Regions from separate parts of the Mus musculus genome. Here all the other regions are linked to region 2. A link is a contact called in ENCODE Hi-C or POLR2A ChIA-PET data. All regions are on one chromosome and are shown on one strand. Each heading gives the region's core, a stretch centred on a gene start or an enhancer-like site at or near the end of the contact. The rest is flanking DNA. Distances are from core to core; before and after follow the strand shown.

Region 1 (2,769 bases), core at 264-2,763, 34 kb after region 2:
AGGGCGGGGAGCAGGCTATCTTGTCTTATAGAAGAGAAAGCCATGCTTACAGATGCCAGTGGCAGGATCAGGCACCAGCCTGCCCACATTCTCTGTACTGTGTGACACTAAGCTGTCACAGAGCCACAGGGGTTCCAAACACGGCCAGCCAGGGGCAGGGGAGAGTCAGTGTGTGCAGATAGGGGAGGGGACAAAGTTCACCTGGGTGTTGATTAAGCACCAATTCCTGTTGCCTTTTGGGAGAAATGCTAGCCTAGCTTAGGGGTATGTCCGGTCCCCTACCAAGAACAGACAGAAAGATGACGTCACCCTGTCTATGGGCAGTGGCCCTGACCACAAGCCTAGTTTTTGTTGTTGTTGTTGTTTTGTCTTTACAGCTAGCATGTTCCTGAGCACATCTGGAACTCCCTATCTAGTCTCCTCCTGGAACTTTCCTCTCACACTTCGGATACCTTAGGGACCCATGTCCTGACACTCCTGTCCCCACCTTACCTGCTGTTTCTGCTGCTCAGAGGCCACACCGTCCCACCACAGCCGGAAGAACTCCTGCTCCACGGCGATGAAGCGCCGCTGCCCTCCGCGGACCAGTTCCGCCACCACGGTAGTGTAGACATTGGCTGCATAGGCTCTCATGCTTTCCTGGGGAGGCAGAAGCCATCACAACAGCCCCAAGGGTGGTGATGAGTCCAAAGGACCAAAGAGAAGTACAAGAGACCAAGTACCCTGGTGCCTAACACCTCCAGTGTACTCAGACCTAGGGGTATGTGGCAGGAATCACCACTTTCTCTTTATAGACAAGGAACCTGAGCCAGTGGACAGAAAGCCTCTCCCTGCCCGCTCTGTCCAAGGTCTTGAACAGAAAGAACCTCGAGGTTACAGGCCCCATACCAAGCTTATCTGGCTGGGTAGGAGTGTGAAGAGGAAGCTGAACTGGCTAGCCCTCATGTCAGCACCACAGAGGGCCAGCCCAGTTGCCTGTAGTCAGCTGACATCCACCTGCTTGGAAACCTACCCCACCCAAGGTACTCCAGGCTTATTCCTGAGACTGGCTACCTGTCAATCCACACTTTGGGGACACACTCCTCTGCCTTAACTTTTGCAGGGACCGTCTAATAAGATAGATGCCATCAGGACTCCGAGGCAGGAAGTGGCCAGCCCGAGGCTGAGGCTCAGACTGCAGGGGATCAGGCTGGGGGGTGGGGTGGGGTGCTGCAGCCCAGGTCGCCTCTCTTCCCGGCTGGGTCGGGTGCACTCCGCAGGAGGCAGTTACTGTGCAAGGAGCTCAGGAACGCTCCAACTTACCTGGACCGTGAAGACCCAGCCCACGTCCATGTGACTGTGGGGCACCACGAAGGCCCGGATCGGGCCGGCGGGCTGAGCTGCCCGCGGCCACAACAGCAACAGCTGGCCGAGTAGCGGCAGCCAGCGCAGCGGCCCCATTGCTGGGCAGTGGGACGCTGCCAGGGCAGCGGGTCCTGGGTAGAGCGGTCCACTTCCGGGTCCGGGACCCGCGGCGCCGCCTGTCGGCAGGAATGCGCGAGCGCTGCCAGCCACGGGCAGGGCACGAGCTTTGTGTGGTACGGCGCCCCTTGTCGGCTAGAGTGTGTATTGCAGCTTTCGTCCCTATATGGTGGTCTTGCAGCTCAAGGCCACTACCTCCAGACTTGGAGACCGCTGTTGTCTACACAGAGGGAAACCTTCCAGGATAACACGCTCTCCGACGCAGACCTCTAGCCTCAGGGTGGCTTGACTTGAAATTTTTTAGTTCATTTTAAGGAAGCGAAACTGGCTTTTTACAGACACAGCGACGAAAGGGTCAGGGTTGGTAGGTTCAGAATCAAATCTGGGGTCTTGGATGGTGAGCTGGGGCAGATGTTTAATCTCTTTGATCCCCATAAAATGGGATGTGATAATAGAGGAGGCATGAGTTGCTAGGGACATGGGATCTAAATGAATGAAGTCCCCATCTCTCAGCCAATTAAAACTGGTGACTTTACAATTGGTAAGAGAGCAGTTCCCTGAATCACCTCTGTAGCTCCTCCGTGGCCAGCAGGTGGTCTATAGTTTGGGGTTTTCTGGGCTGTGGTGGGGCCAGAGGTGTGACTCTGACTAGCCTGTTTTGTCACTTGCCCTTCAGCAAATGCGACCAAAACCCAAGCTGTTCTTTGAGCAAGCTCAGATCCCTCTCTATCCTGTCCACGGACCTGAGACCTCTAGATTCCACAAGAGGTCAGACCTTTCCATGAAGAAGTGGGCAGCCATTTACCAACTTGTGCGGCCACCGCTTTAGGACTCAGGTGGACTACATTTCCCAGCCTCCTTTGCATGACAAATGTTAGCCAATGGGATGTGGACCACCACAAGGGTTCTATGGATGGGACCTGGGTCCACTAGAAGAGCAACCAGCGCTGTCAACTGCTATGCCATCTCTCCAGCCCAATCATAGCTTCTTAAATTATGTGTGTTGTGACCACATATGTGGGGCTGCAAAAATTTTGGCAACGGTAAAGTTTTCGAATGTCTAGTAACACACTCAAACCTAAAGAATCGGAGGTATTTCTGGCGGTGCTCACTCATGGTACTTCAGATGATGTCACTGCCACCTTGGATCTGAACACATGGCACTAGCGCTTTGCACTGTGAAGGCTGACACTCTATGCAGCAAACACCACCCAGAACATTTTGGTTCAGATATGCTGTGAATTGCGTTGTTTTTCAGCAAATAGACAACATCTATGCTGTTACAGAAACAATGGTTTACTCTCAAAA
Region 2 (2,700 bases), core at 151-2,650:
CTATCCTCCGACCCTTCTCCCAGGTCATCAGTCCTAGCCATGTAAGGCCCATCCACTGTCCCGGATGAAGTCTGGTCTCTTCTGCCATTGCTGCATGGAGTCTTCGAGAATTAACACAGCTCCTTCAGAACTTTCAGAGGCGGTGAGCTTCAACTCTGAGTCTCAAGTGTCACAGAGATTCAAAGTTCAGGGAGCTATCAGGTCACCCAAGAAAGAGCAAAGCACCTCAAAATTTAGGAACAACAACCAAAGGCCAGGAATGAACGTTATTCAACTGCCACAGGGCTTACAATCTAGGCCCTAATTCCCGTATGTGAGCGCATTTTCCAAATCAAAGTTATTTCCCCCAAACAAACAAAAAAAAGGAACCACCGAATAATCAAAAACTCATATCGAGGTCGTCAACCGCAGACCATAGCAGAAACGTAGTGTCAGTGAGAAACAGAGGGAAGACAGAGGGGAAAAGAAAAAAAAATAAGAAGGAGATAAAAAAAAAAAAAAAGGAAAACAAAAGGCTCTCTGGTTTCAGCTTCTCCAGGGTGTCATGTCAGCCAATCGCCATCACTCAACCAGAATCCATTGGCTGGAAACCTAAGGCACGGGCGGGAGAGATTCATCACCGAGAGGTTAATCACGCTGTCCGGACAGCAAAGCAAATACCCGGCCCCCTTCTGGACGCTGTCTCACTTAGGGCCCCATGCTCTCCAGCACCATCTGGAAACTTCCACGGTCTCCCCGCCGACGATTTGCTATTACTCCTTCCCCAGGGGGGGCCTAGTTTACTCCCGAGGCGACAAGCCAGCCTCCTCCCCCACCGTCGCCCACGCCCCGCCAGGCTCCCGCCCTTACCGCGGCCGGCTCCTCACGAAGACTCGCTCTTCTCTATCCGCCGCACGAGCTGCACCAGCATCTCGGCCATCTTCGCCATCTCCTGCGCCTTCTCGTCGGCCTTCTCCGCCCGGGGGCCGCGGGGCTCGGCGCCGCCGGCACCCTGCAGGTGGTTGAGGGCGCTCTCCTCGGAGGCCTCGACCTGCGTCTTGATCTGGATCAGCATATTGTCCATCTCCCACAGCTTGCCCCGGTTGCGCGCCGGCGCGCGCCCGCGCTCGCGCGTCAGCGACGCGATGTCCTCGCGCATCTCGTGGATGACGGGCAGCAGAAACTGCTCGAAGTCCTCCTCGGGCTCCAGCACCTCCACCTCCTCGGGCTCCGCCAGCTCCACCGCGTCCAGGGGCCGCATCGCCGCTGCTCTGCTCGTCTGCACGACCCTCACGGACGGAGCTCGGGCCGAGTCCTCAAAACTTCCGCCGCCGGTCCAACTTTCCGCCTCGGAGAAGCCACGGAGACGAGTGACTGCCGAGCGGGCGAGCGACGAACAAAATGGAGTCTCAACCGTCAACCAGCGCTCGGCGCTTTGCGACCCCTTTCACGACACCTCCGCGCCCCCTCTTTACGGCCGCGCTGAAAGGGGCGGGCGCGCTCGCGTCCACGAAGGGGCGGGGCGAGCGCCTCTGCGGCCGCGCGCTGACATTAGGTCGGCCTCCCTTTCGCAGCTTTTGCAGCTGCTCTGGGTGATGCGAAGTTCGTCCCTTCCTGTATCTTATTCCGATTTTATTTATTTACTTTTTGAAACAGGACCTCACGCTGTAGCCAAGGCTGGCCTGGAACTCAATTATTTGGCTTAAACTGATCTTGAACTCTAGGCAGTCCTCTTGCCGTAGCTTCCCGTGTCGCAGGTGTGAGCCACCGCACCCGACAAGTTTACTTTTAAAAAAGAAAAAGAGCCCGCCTTTAATTCCAGCACCTGGGAGGTAGAGGCGGCAGGCAGACCGATCCTTGAGTTTGAGGTCATCCTGGTGTACATAGTGAGTTCAGTACATAGACCCTGTTTCAAAACAAATCAAAACCACCAAACAAACAACAACAACAACAACAAAAACAGTTTTTCGAAACTGGGGAAAGAGGAATCTTGGAAAGCCATGTGTGGACAGTCATCCTGCTCATAGCTCCGCCCCTTTGGTTAGTTTAAGTGAATTATCATATCTTGATTGACGGAGTGGCTGGGTGTGTTTTTACCTGACAGAGCTCCTGGCTTCCTAAGGTGAAACTATTGTCTGATGCTTTCTGAGGCCCCAGGTCACATTCAGTTGGTGATCACTTGCTGTGGAAAGGACAGAAGTTGGCTCAGACGACTACATTTGCGTAACTGTTACTCAACCAACACTGAACTTTAAGGGGAGATGCCGAATTCTTAGTCTACGATCAGACAGTACTTTCTCAGGAATCTAAACTATGTATCTCACTGGTTTTCTAACCACAAGTCGTGAAACCATTTTGCAAAAACCAACCATAGGCATATATAAAGTGCATATCTTTAATTGGACTCTACACTCAGTGGCTTTTGTTTAAAAATAATCCAGGGTAAGAACATGAATAAGCAAATGGTTCAGAGGACAATGGGATACTGTTGCACACTGCATCAGGATACTTAGACTGCAGAACCCTGACATGGGGAAAGGCTGGTATACATTGATCCCAGGAAATTCTCTTCTTTCTCTCCCTCTCGCTACTACTCTCCCTTCCCCTCCCTCACCCTCTCACTCTGCCCCTCCCTCCCGTCTTAATTGGTGGGAATGTGATCTCTATGGCTAAGACAGCTTCTACTGTACAACCCAGCAAATTAGTTGAACCCATGAATCC
Region 3 (2,774 bases), core at 205-2,704, 48 kb before region 2:
AACCGCAGAACTGTGAGAAGAGCAGCGAGGTTGGCTCTTCACACAAACCTTCCAAAGAAGGAAGTTGCCTTTTCTTACCCCACTACTAAAAACATGAACGACAGGCTCATTTCCAAACAAACTATGGTAAATAATCTCCAGAAGGAAATCTCTGCCAAAGAAATTTAACATTTTAATTGATGTGCTATAAATAGAACACTGACAACCATACATTAATATTCTTGCTTTGATAAACTAAGCTTCCAGTCAAACTGTCAAATACAACTTCAGGACTCCCTGCAACAAAACGCCCAGTTTGCTATCTTAAGAAACTGTCTTCTTTCCTTTGGCTTACAGTCTACACCATAGAAAATTGAATATAATACAAAACAATTTACTATCTATCCCAGAAGGCTACAGAAAACTGAACCACTGTTAGGATTTAATAATACAGCTTTAATTTCTTGGGCACTTTTGATCATATAAATATATAAATCTTAACAAGGAAACACTGTTCACTGTAATAAAGGCCATAAAAATAACAGCTCTGCCGTATTGCACCGATAAATTAATTCAGTTGGCTTCCCCAGGTCCCCACCAAAGAGCTTTCGAATCCGAACTGGAAGACATAGAGACCTACACTCTTGGCATCGAATACTGACGATGTCAAGTCGTTTGCAGAAAATAAACTTTAACCTTTCACATCCCGGCATCACATACGCCAGTTCACAGGATTTCTTAACACTTGGGACAAGAGTCTCGCTGGAGTCCTCATGCGGTGGAGGCGCACACGCTCAGAGCTGCGGTCTGTCACCGCAGCCAGGGAAGTGGTCCTCGGTCCGAAACAGGACTGGCGGCTCGTACGCCGCGCGCTGGGGCCCGCTGGGCGCCGACCTGAAGAGAGCGGGGACGCTGATGGTATGCAGCAGCCTCCGGAAGGCCCGCGGGAAGGTCCCCAGCTCGGCTTCGGCCTTGGCGACCTGCTCCTCCATCCTGGCCACGCTGCTCCCGATCATCCGCACGAAGGCCTCCAGCTTGTCGATCCGGCCGTAGATGCGCCTCATCTCGGCCGCCTTAGCGTGGATCCGGGGCACGCCCTCGCCCACCACATGCGACGAGTCCCCGCGGATCATGTCCAGCATGCCCACGAACTCGTCCACCTTGGCCAGCAGCTCCTCCAGGCTGGCGTCCAGCGCCTCCACCTCTGGCCTCGGTCCCGCGCTGGGCAGCAGGCTGGAGGCGTAGCCCGAGGCGGCGCGGCGCAGCAGCGGCAGGTCGCGGCCCGGCGCGTCCTCGGGGCCGTCATCGTCCCACGGCCCGGACGCGCTGCTGTGGCTCTGCGAGACGTGGCCGCTGTCCCCGCTCCACGCGGCGCCCAACGGCTCGGCCTCCTCGGTAGAGACCTCTCGAGACAGGGTTCCGACGGCGGGTCCTTCCTCCATGGCCCGCTCGGCCGCTTCCGGTGCTGAGCGATTGCGTTACGGTCTGAGATGCCTGCTTCCGGCGCCTCCTAAAGACGTCACGCCCCTAACAAGTAGCCAAGCCTACTATCCACATGCCCAGAGAGCCCGCAGTGCTTCTGGCTGGCTTGTCGGTGCGTTCGTAGTGTGTGCCAGCAGAGTTTGCACAAGTTAGTAATCCAAAGAGGGTGACAGACGATTAGAGGATAGATAGAAAGATGGGTAGATGGCAGATAGATAATAGATGACAAATAGATTAGACCAGTGGCACAGGCCTTTGGTAGCAACACTCAGGAGTCAGAGGCAGACAAATCTCTTAAATTCAAGGCCAGCCTGGCCAGTTTCACGCCACCAAGGGTCCTGTAGTGAGGCTCTGTCTCAGACAGACAGACAGATCAATAGATAATGGAATGATAGGTAGATTGGTGGTAAATTGACAAATGATAGTGTCAGAGAAATACATTGAAGCAGAGCTGAGGCTGTCCATACCGTCACAGCAGGTTACCTCTGTTGCTCCACCTGCCCTGTAGCCAGCCAAGGCTAAATCTCCGTAGATGGAAGGATATTCCAAAGCCCTGTCTAGGAACTGGGGGACTCCAGGTGTTTGAGCTCAAGAATAATACAAAGAACTTCTCATTTTTATTATTAAAGGAAGCAAAATATGAGGTGACATTTATGATTAGTTTTAGCAAATACAAGTACAGAAAATATACCTGGTGTTATCATCTTTGGTCTTGTGAAAAGAGCCAAGAATATCCCTCCTATTTGTCTTTCCCACAGAGATAACGGGGACATGCCAGGGCATTTCCTGCACGTCCTTGCGTATCCTCTTATCACAGTTTATGTAATTCTTTCTAGAAGGCCACCTTGTGGGAAGAACATCCCACACAATGGCCTATCCGTAGTTCACAGTAAGTTCACAGCTCTCTTAGACTTGTTCCCACATCTATCCACTGTGTAGTACCCACCAGCACCCATGTGAGGCTCCAGCCTGCCTCTTTTCCCTTACCAGCGATAGCAAAATAAACTGTAAGCAAAAGCAAGAACAGTGGAACACAAAAGTCAACCTAACGAGTGGTCATCTCAGCCTCCTCACAAAAGAAGTACTCTCACCCAAGCATGGATTCCATCACAATGCTACCAGAAAAACAAACAAACAAACACAAAAACAAGGTAGGAATAAATTCTTAATATTCATAGAAACATCCAAGGTGGCGTCTCTGAGACCCATGCAGTCTGGCAGGTCCTTGGGAAACTTAGGGCCTTATTCTTCAACATTGTCAAGTGAAGACAGGCATAAAGTAGAGATGCCCTTGTCTTGATGGGATTTGTAGT

The links. A loop is a pair of places that touch in the nucleus more often than their neighbours do. ChIA-PET counts read pairs that join two places held with the same protein, here RNA polymerase II (POLR2A).
Region 1: POLR2A ChIA-PET joins it to region 2 with 14 read pairs in Patski. The contact joins the promoter of Man2b2 here to the promoter of Mrfap1 in region 2. POLR2A ChIA-PET finds 5 or more read pairs at or near these places in 3 of 5 experiments (Patski and embryonic stem cell).
Region 3: a map of heart shows a loop between it and region 2 (2.1-fold over the local background). The contact joins the promoter of Bloc1s4 here to the promoter of Mrfap1 in region 2. A Hi-C loop is called at or near these places in 9 of 37 maps with a recorded cell type or tissue (CH12.LX, Patski, T-helper 2 cell and 4 more). POLR2A ChIA-PET finds 5 or more read pairs at or near these places in 3 of 5 experiments (Patski and embryonic stem cell).

The regions. Positions count from the first base shown.
Region 1 is chr5:36,829,136-36,831,904 of GRCm38, forward strand. Man2b2 (mannosidase 2, alpha B2) reads right to left here and starts at 1,514. Exons shown (of 19, transcript NM_008550.2): 1 at 1,303-1,514; 2 at 493-639. The coding sequence starts at 1,440.
Region 2 is chr5:36,795,354-36,798,053 of GRCm38, forward strand. Mrfap1 (Morf4 family associated protein 1) reads right to left here and starts at 1,401. Exons shown (of 2, transcript NM_026242.3): 1 at 850-1,401; 2 at 1-591. The coding sequence starts at 1,240. The coding sequence ends at 863.
Region 3 is chr5:36,747,225-36,749,998 of GRCm38, forward strand. Bloc1s4 (biogenesis of lysosomal organelles complex-1, subunit 4, cappuccino) reads right to left here and starts at 1,455. Exons shown (of 1, transcript NM_133724.3): 1 at 150-1,455. The coding sequence starts at 1,421. The coding sequence ends at 774.